2 separate regions of the Homo sapiens genome follow, and region 1 is linked to region 2. A link is a loop called in an ENCODE intact Hi-C map of the cell type or tissue named here. Cell type or tissue: PC-9. All regions are shown on one strand. Links, peaks and the distances in the headings refer to the core of each region. The heading gives the core; the rest is flanking DNA. Region 1 has its middle 4.9 kb from the start of ADGRG1. Region 2 overlaps LOC388282 (a long non-coding RNA gene).

Region 1 (4,326 bases), core at 327-4,326, 190 kb after region 2:
GGAGCCATGCTTGGAAGGAAGTGGGATCTAACTGGGCAGCAAGGGGCAGATTCTGGAAGATTTTGAAAGTGTAGAGTTTGGGCTTAAATCAAAGGTACTGGGGAGCCAGAGAAGATGTTTGGGTAGGGAGAGGCCTGATTAGCCCTCAAAATGTGGTCTTCAGACCTACAGATAGCCTGAGACCTGCTGAATCTGAATGTGTATTTTAATAAGATGCCCAGGGGATTCCAGAATTGGAGGTGTGAGAAGCCCTGGTCTAGACGCCAGGGACTTGTACCAGCAATGATGCGGAGGGATGGGCAGAGGAGTAGAGGGGAAGTTGGGTCCGGATGGGGCCTCGAAGGAGGCAGATGGGGGAAGAGCGGGGGAGGAGACTTTGGTCCAAGAGACCAGGAAAAGGGCTGGGACACCCCACCCCCCACAACCCGACAAGTGAAGGTGGGGACCGAGGAGAGGGGGAAGATGTCTGAAACGTCCCTGAAGAATCGGGGCACAGGATGGGGTGCAGATCCGGAAGGCAGAGAAGAGACTGCCCTGTGTGCAATGGAATGGGGGCAGCTCTGTGTCATGTGGGGAAGCCACAGGTCCCCCCTGCTTCCCAAGGCAGCTGGAAACACGTCGTTGGGGCTCAGCAGTGAGGGACTGGGGTCGCCAGGCCCAGAGAAGGTCATGGCATCATTGGCTGGCGACGGAGTCCAGAGATGGTGTGGGGAAAGCAGAAAGCTGAAGGTGCAGGAAACCCTTCGTTTTGAGGGACAGAGGAGAGGGGGCAATGCTGCTGCACCCTCTCTGAGCCCGGAGTCTGTGATCACAGACTCTGGGTTCAGGCCAGCTGGCCTCTACTCCCAGCCGGCCAGCTGGATGACTTGGGCAAGCATCTCTCCATCCATTTATCTCCTCGCCTGCCAAGTGGGGACCAAAATAGCACCTTCTATTGGGCCGATTAAATGAGGCCACATGCGTAAATCTTGCAGCCCAGGCCTGGCAGACAATGGGCACCCCAATGCATTGGCCAGGGCACTGTTATTCAGAGGGGCCTGCAAAGGAGGTAGAGAGGAGGCTGCCGGGGAGGTAGGAGGAGATCTTCAAGAACATGAGAGCCTCAGGACAGGGATAAGGGGTTAGGGCATCCTTATTGTCTGCTGTGACTGAGGCCTGGGGGAGTAGGAAGACATGGTGGGGCTGGGAGGGCTAGGAGGAGGTCTTCAGCCCCTTTTTCTATCTCTAACCCTCTGGCCAGAGCAGCAGCATTTAGTGGGAACCAGCCTAGCAAACAGTGAAGAGCTGTCCCCACCTGTGCAAATGGCCATGAGCAACCACTGCCTGCTCAGAAGTGGGTTTTTTCTTTGTTTTCGAGACAGGGCCTCGCTCTGTTGCCCTTGCTGGAATGTAGTGATGCAATCATAGCTCTCTACAGCCTCAATCTCCTGGGCTCAAACGATCCTCCCACCTCAACTTCTCAAGTAGCTAGGACTATAGGCATGCCCCACCACACCAGGCTAACTTTTGTATTTTTTTGGAGAGACAGGGTCTTGATACGTTGCCCACGCTAGTCTTGAACTCCTGAGCTCAAGCGATCCTCCCACCTTGACCTCCCAAAGCGCTGGGATTACAGGTGTGAGCCACTGCGCCCAGCCTCAGAGGTGGGTATTTTTTAGACAAGAGCAGTTCATATCCAGGCTTCTCCCCTTGCAAGCTGAGTGACCATATAAATCATTGAGCACAATGCAAGGCACACAGTAGGTGCTCAATAAATCTTGGCCAACATCATTATTATTATGATAAAGTCCACATGAATGCCAAAGGCCCAGAACTCCACCATTTGCAGTTTGCAGAACCCTTTCACATCTACTACCTCCTCTACAAAACAGTGATGATTGTTCCCATTTAACAGAGATGAAAACTGAGGCTCAGAGAGAGGAACTTCCCAAAGCTTTGCAGCAAGTTGGCAACAGAGTCAGGACCTGATCTCAGACCATGTGTTTTGCGGCCAATGTTCCCAGCCACCTCCCTGCTATCTCCTGTGGGAAAGCCTCCTGGACACAGGCGTGGGGGTACCCATAGTCCCATGATAACGCCATCTCCCATCACACCCGCCTCAGGGCCCAGGCCCAGCAGGGATTGCGTTGCACATGTGACTCAGCCGCCTTCACAAAGGGAGCTGTGTGTCTGGTTCCCTAGGCCCGCCTCCCCCACCCACTGCCCATCCCCCAGTCAGGGAAAGAGCAGGGAGCCTGGCCTAGCCAAGATGCGGGGGAAGCAAGGTCATCCTCATCGCTAAAACGGGACAAATCTAGTGGTGCTTCAGGACCAGCCTTAGGATGCAAGCCTTGGTGCCAGCTCAGATGATAGAATGAAAGGCCGGGCACACAGGAGGGGCGAGCATGACCAGGTCCAAGACATTTTCTGATACCTTATTTGGAGCTCCAAGGACAGACTCCATCTAACTGGCTCCCTTGGTGAGTGGAGCCTCGGCAGGTGCCCTGCCCATGTTTAACCTGCATCTGGTTTCAAAAGCGCTGGAGCTTGTGGTCAGGGAGGAGGCACTCCCCGGATGCCAGTCGGGCTCCTGCGTCCACACCTGGCTGCAGCACTGGCCTCTATCCACCCCACCCCCGGAAGGTTCTAGACTTGGAGCAGGTGAACCCCTGTTTAGCACTTATCCTGTGCTAGGCAGGTGACTTGCATTTTCCCCCACAACCCTGTCAAGGAGGATTTGCCCCATTTGTGAGAGGAGAAGACTGAGACTCAGAGAGGGAAAGGGACTGACTCAGGTCACACAGGATTAGAGCTGCCTTATTTAAGTCCTGCTTTGCCCCTCCATACCATCTTCTTGGTTCCAATGGCAACTTGACCACATGCCAACAAGAAATGGCCTTGAGCCAGATGCAGACAGACGTTCTCCCTCCCCCAGGGTCACCCTGTCCCTGCCCTGCCGGGAAAGGGCCACTGCAGAATGCAGTTCCTTAGGGTTCAGGCTGGCTGGGCCTCCAAGGTCCACCCCCGCCTGCTGACCTCCCCAGCGGGGAAGGCATGCCTGGGTGCCCCGCTGCCTGAGATAGAAGGTAGACAGTGTGGCCGCCCCGTCTTCCTAAGCATGACGGAATGTCTGACCTTTTGCCTAGCCTCCCAAGAGCACTTGGCAGGAAGGATGGATCCATCCAGAACAGGTCATTCTGGCCATACCCCTGCCCCCAGCCTTCAGAAGCCCCTGAGCCCAGAGCAAGGCTGAGCCACCTCTAATAAGCCCTTCCCTCACCCAATCACATGCCTGCCAGCCTGGGCCCCTCTTGCAGTGTGCACGGCTGGGCGTCCAGAAGTCTGGGTTCTTCGGTGAGACTCTACACATCCCTGCATGTCACGGTGTCCTCTGCACCTCAGGGTATTGGAGCCAGAAGCACAGCCCCTCCTCCGAGTGTGGCTCCTGGGATGATCCCTACCTGGCGCCCAGCTAGAAGCAGCCTTGTCTGGAGGAGCCCCAGCGGTTGGGGGGCTCAAAACTGCCCATCACTCCACCTAGACGCCACCCAGCATCACCCTGAAGCCCTCTGAATAGCCAATCATGAGATTTTGCACCAAATTAGAGCTTTCTGTGCCTCAGTATCTTCCTGTGTAAAATGGAGGTATCCGCCTATCTTAGAGAGCCTCTGTCACTGCCACTGCTGTATCTTTGGTTTAGCATAAACTCCCCACTCTCTCTCTGGTTTTTTGTTTTGTTTTTTTTTTTTTTTAGAGACGGGATCCTGCTCTGTCACCCAGGCTGGAGTGCAGTGATGCAATCAGAGCTCCCTGCAGCCTCAAACGCCTGGGCTCACATGATCCTCCCACCTGAGCCTCACGAGGAGCTGGGATTACAGGTAGGCCACCACACCCAGCTTGGGTTCTCTTTTAAAATCCAAATTCCCCCAGTGGAGAGGGCAGCAGAAGAGGCCTCTGACTCCTCTGTAGAAACCTCCCTTCCTGAACTAGGGGTCCCAGCCTTGGCATGGGGTCACCAGCATCCCCTTACCTCAAGACCATCCTACTTGCTGCTCTTGCCCCTAAAATTGTGCCTCTTGCATCAGCAGCTCCCTTGGCCCTGGCCTGTGAGGTCTGAGTGGCAGCTGCTCGGATGCCAGGCCTGGTGTCAGGTGCCTCTGGTCAGGCAGTGAGGCATCGTCGCTCCTGTGCCAAGGGAGCCAAATGAGGCCCAGAGAGGTTTAGTGACTACCCACAAGGTGGCACAGCAGTGTGCAAAGATGGCAGGACTTGCTCCAACTCGAAAGGACTGTGTATCATCTCACTCGATGCCACAGTGTTCCTGGAGGTCAGCTTTGATCTCCCCGT
Region 2 (4,333 bases), core at 334-4,333:
CTGGTCTTGAGCTCCTAGGCTCAAGTGATCCTCCTGTCTCGGCCTCCCAAAGTACTGGGAGTACATGCGTGAGCCACCATGCCCAGCCAATAGTACGGATTTTGTGGGACCCTTGTGAGCATTCAACGTGAAGACACTGGACCGTTCTGGAGCTACGTCTGGGGTGGGGCTGACAGTGGGGCTGACAGTGGGGCTGTGCCTGTATCTCGTCCCTTCTTGGCTGGCAGCAACTGGAGGAACAGCACCTGCCACACCTGCTACTGTCTCCCCAGACTCCGTGGCTCAGCTGTGAGCTGTGAGGGCCCCCTGGATTCTTGGATTTTCTCCACATTGTCACTGCTCAAATAGCTGGCCTTGCTGCTGGCAGAGAACAGACAGGGGATGAGGAGCTGATATTTGAGGAGGTAAATTTAAGCAGCAGGTTTACAATATGTTTTATGAGCTTGGCAGGTGTAGCTGAAGTGGGTGTTATCAGTAAACACAGCAATGGCATTGACCACGCTGGGCAAATAGCCTCGAGGAGCTTACAAAGCCTTGGAACGTTCCCACGAGGTCTCCATTTGGAGCCTACATAGTGCAGTATACTGGATCTGGGGGTCAAAAGACCTGCCACTCAGCCAGGCTGGTGGTTCACACCTATAATCCCAGCACTTTGGGAGGCCGAGGCAGGAGGATCCCTTGAGCCCAGGAGTTTGAGACCAGACTGGGCAACATAGTGAGATCCAGTCTCCACAAAAAAGTAAATTAGCTGGGCTTCGTAGCACATGCCTATAATCCCCGCTATTGGAGAGGCTGAGGTGGGAGGATCACTTGAGCCTGGGAGGTCAACACTGCAGTGAGCTGTGATTGTGCCACTGTACTCCAGCCTGGGTGACAGAGGGATATCCATTCTCAAAAGAAAACCAAAAAGACCTTCCTCTTGTTAGCTATATGACCATGGATACGTTAATTAATGGAACCCACTGTTTCCTTACCAACTGTTTCCCAAGCCCCTCAAGGTTTTGTTGGCAAGAAGAAAATGTAACAATAGACCAGGCATGGTGGCTCATGCCTGTAATCCCAGCACTTTGGGAAGCTAAGGCAGGCAGACCACTTGGGGTCAGGAGTTCGAGACCAGCCTGGCCAACATGGTGAAATTCCATCTCTACTAAAGATAGAGGTGGAGGGTGCAGTGAGCAGAGATCACGCCACTGCACTCCAGCCTGGGCAAAAAAGTGAGACTCTGTCTCAAAACATAGAAAAGAACAAAAAAAAAAAAAAAGAAAGAAAGAAAATGTGACAATGGCCAGGAGAAGCTTTGTAAGTGATGAAATGCTAAGCTTCTGTGAGGAGATGGTGATGATGATGGTGATGGGTGAGACAATGTAGTGTGGATTCTAGAATCAGAGGCTGGGTGATTTCTGGCAAGTTGCTTAACCTCTCTGAGCCTCTTATCTGTAAGATGAGGATAAAAGCAATATCAGTCTTATTAAGAAGATTACACATGGTGTATTGAGTTGAATAATGTTCCCCCAAATTTATATCCACCTGGAACCCTGGGAATATGACCTTATTTGGAACCTTTTTGGGCCTTTGCAGAGGTATGCAGAGGTCATACTGGATTAGCGTAGGCCTTAAGTCCAATATGACTGGTGTCCTCCTAAGAAGAGGGAGATTTGGACACAGAGACAGATAAACAGAGAGAACACCATGTGCAGGTGGAAAGAGACTGGTGTGACATGCCCATAAGCCGAGGTGCACTGAAGATCGCCCGCCTCCAGCAGAAGCTGGAAGAGGAAAAGAAGGATTCTCTCCTAGGCCTTCAGGAGGAGTGTGGCCCCACTGACACCATGGGTTTGGATTTCTGGCCTCTAGAGCTGTAAGAGAATACAGTCCTTTTTCTTTTTCTTTTCTTTCTTCTCTTTTTTTTTTTCTGTTGAGACAGAGTCTCTCTCTGTCACCCAGGCTGGAGTGCAATGGTGCGATCTCAGCTTATTGCAACCTCTACCTCCTGGGTTCAAACGATTCTCCTGCCTCAGCCTCCTGAGTAGCTGGGACTACAGGCTCCTACCACCATGCCCGGCTAATTTCTGTATTTTTAGTAGAGACAGGGTTTCGCCATGTTGGCCAGGCTGCTCTCAAACTCCTGACCTCAGGTTATCTGCCCGCCTCAGCCTCCCAAAGTGCTGGGATTACAGGCGTGAGCCACCACGCCTGGCCGAGAGAATACGTTTTTGTTGTTTTAAGCCATGCAGTTTGTGGCAGTTTGCGACGGCAGCCCCAGGAAATGAATGCATGTGATAATTCAGAAAAAGTGCTCCATGCCATGGTGCCCGGCATGTAGTGAGTGTGAAGGGTTAGCTGTGATTATTATTGTTATCATTCTTAGTATTATGGTTCAAGGTCGGTTGTGATGGCCACAGATTTGGTCACAGGGAGACCCCTCCAACCTCCCTGGCCTCAAGTCTTACTGGGGGTGGGATGGGTTCCCTGGTCTTGGTTTCCCATGAGCTCCTGCCTGGAAGGGGTGGCTGTCCCTGTGGCAGTGGCTGACTTCCACGGATCCCTGAGGGGAGAGTTCTGTTGAGGTTGGTGGGGGTGCCCTCCAAGACTCCTGGTTGTGGGGAGGGGTGGAGGCTGCCTGGTGTGGCAGCTGCCCAGGGCTGGTTTCTGGAGCACAGCTCAGCAGATGCCTCAGGAACCTGTCTGGCAACAACATTCCTCCGCCACTCAGAGCAGCCAGCTGTCACTCGCAGCCCGTGTGGTTTTGTAAGGCGCAGACAAGGAACGTCAGCTGCTTCCCAGCAGGGCCCGTGAGTCACTTCGGCAGCTCTGAGCCCAGAGTTTCCCCTGTGGCGGCCAAAACCTTTGCCTCTTGGCCCAGCTTCTGTCCTGTGACCAAAGGCGGGTCTTCTGAGGCCTTCCTCAAGAGGAAGCCAGGAGGGGCAGGCCCCAGGATCCTGAAGACACACGGGAAGACAGATCCCACCGCACTTCCTTACTTCCTCAGGCTTCTGGGTTTGGGGCAAGGAGTGTCGTGATTTGGGTTGACACTTTCCGGGCCTCGGTTTTCTCACCTGTGAATGGGGATGTTGTGAGAACTTGATGAACTATTAGAAGTGGGAGCACCCTCCCCTTTCCTCTCCCCAGCAGCTCAGGTAGCAGGTCAAATGGTTCAGAGCCACTGGTAAGAGGATTTGACCACATCCTTCCTGTGGGTACGTGGATGGCCACTCACTAACATCAGGACCAAGGAGGCCTCAGGAGGAAAAGGGACAGCACTCCTGAAGACCCTCACCCCAGGTGAAGTTCAAGAATGTAAAAGCCTGTTTGTAGCAGGGGTGACCCAGCCGAGTTCATCCTCAAATGGACCCCGGGGTATCCGGGCAGCACTCGCCACAGGGCACAGACTTAACCCAGGCACCAAGCACTGCATGTGTGCCTGAGGTGGGGGAGTGGCAGGAAAGGAGTCTGGGGGTGTTTGGGGGTGTGTGTGTAGAGAGTCAGAAGAAGTTGGTGATCCCAAGGACCCAGGCAACTTGGCCGTGGGACAAGCCATGGCTGGGTGGAGTTGAGGGAGTAGACAGATATTTGCTCCCCTTCTCCCAGGCCCCGAGTGGAGTGTTTAGCAGGAATACCCACTTCACTTACGTTTTTGGAGCCTCCGTTTCCAACATCAGGTGCAGCAGCCATGTGGGGGCACCCCCAGCCTCCCTGGTGAGGGTGACTAAGGCATCAGTGTTGGTCTTGGAGGGCATCCTGGTAGAAGAGTCAGGCCAGGTGCTGATGTGGTCCCAGATCAGCCAGGTTGGGGGTGATGGGCAGAGTCTTGTAAGCAGCCCCTCGGGCTTTGGAAAATGCTTGGAGGGGATCCTAGAAAACACGTGGCGGTGGTGGGGTGCGGTGTGGATCTCTAAGCACAGAGATGTACCTGTGGCCTTGAGCTAACAGAAGCAACCCGGAGCTACTCTGGTTACAAATGAGCACAATTCTGCCTCCAGTCAGCCTCCCAGGACCCCCACAGCCTTGGGCACCATTTATCCAGGTGGCTTGTTTGCCACCGGGCTCTGTGCATTGCAGGACTTGTTTGGGCAGAGTCTGTTTCTGTGGGTAGAGACAGGGCTGATGTGAGAAGCAAAAGGAGGTCACCCCAAGTTCCCAGCCACAACAGACTGCCAGCATCAGCCTCCAAAGATGGTATCACCCCAGCCTGGACAGGGCCAGGCCTGCGTGTCCTAGAGCATGTGCAGAACTCTGTTTCTGAAATTCCTTCCTACCTAAGGCTGGTTTCAGTTCCAGCCATATTTGAATTTTGCTGAGTTTGAGTGTCTGCTGTGCACTAGGTTTTATAGCG

What was found. Hi-C counts contacts between places; a loop is a spot of excess contacts. Peaks named below come from ENCODE experiments on the same cell type or tissue, not always from the same donor. Only the 100,000 strongest peaks of a DNase experiment are listed, where the experiment ranks them.
Region 1: a loop joins it to region 2, with 5 times the contacts of the local background. A loop is called at or near these places in 1 of 110 quality-filtered maps.

Annotation. Positions count from the first base shown.
Region 1 is chr16:57,621,529-57,625,854 of GRCh38, reverse strand. It overlaps a transcript of ADGRG1 not described here. Among named protein-coding and RNA genes, the nearest start is that of ADGRG1, 4.9 kb to the left of the region's middle. RefSeq lists enhancers at 1,184-1,478, 2,732-3,586. In PC-9, for the core only: no CTCF peak of the experiment used is centred there; DNase peaks (open chromatin) are centred at 1,364, 2,124, 2,494 and 3,784; H3K4me3 peaks cover 2,120 bases; H3K27ac peaks cover 3,610 bases.
Region 2 is chr16:57,814,943-57,819,275 of GRCh38, reverse strand. It overlaps LOC388282 (a long non-coding RNA gene), which reads right to left. Exons shown (of 4, transcript NR_169553.1): 3 at 3,631-3,852; 4 at 2,324-3,056. It also overlaps a transcript of KIFC3 not described here. Among named protein-coding and RNA genes, the nearest start is that of KIFC3, 15 kb to the right of the region's middle. RefSeq lists an enhancer at 2,020-2,565. In PC-9, for the core only: no CTCF peak of the experiment used is centred there; DNase peaks (open chromatin) are centred at 485 and 2,765; H3K27ac peaks cover 2,107 bases.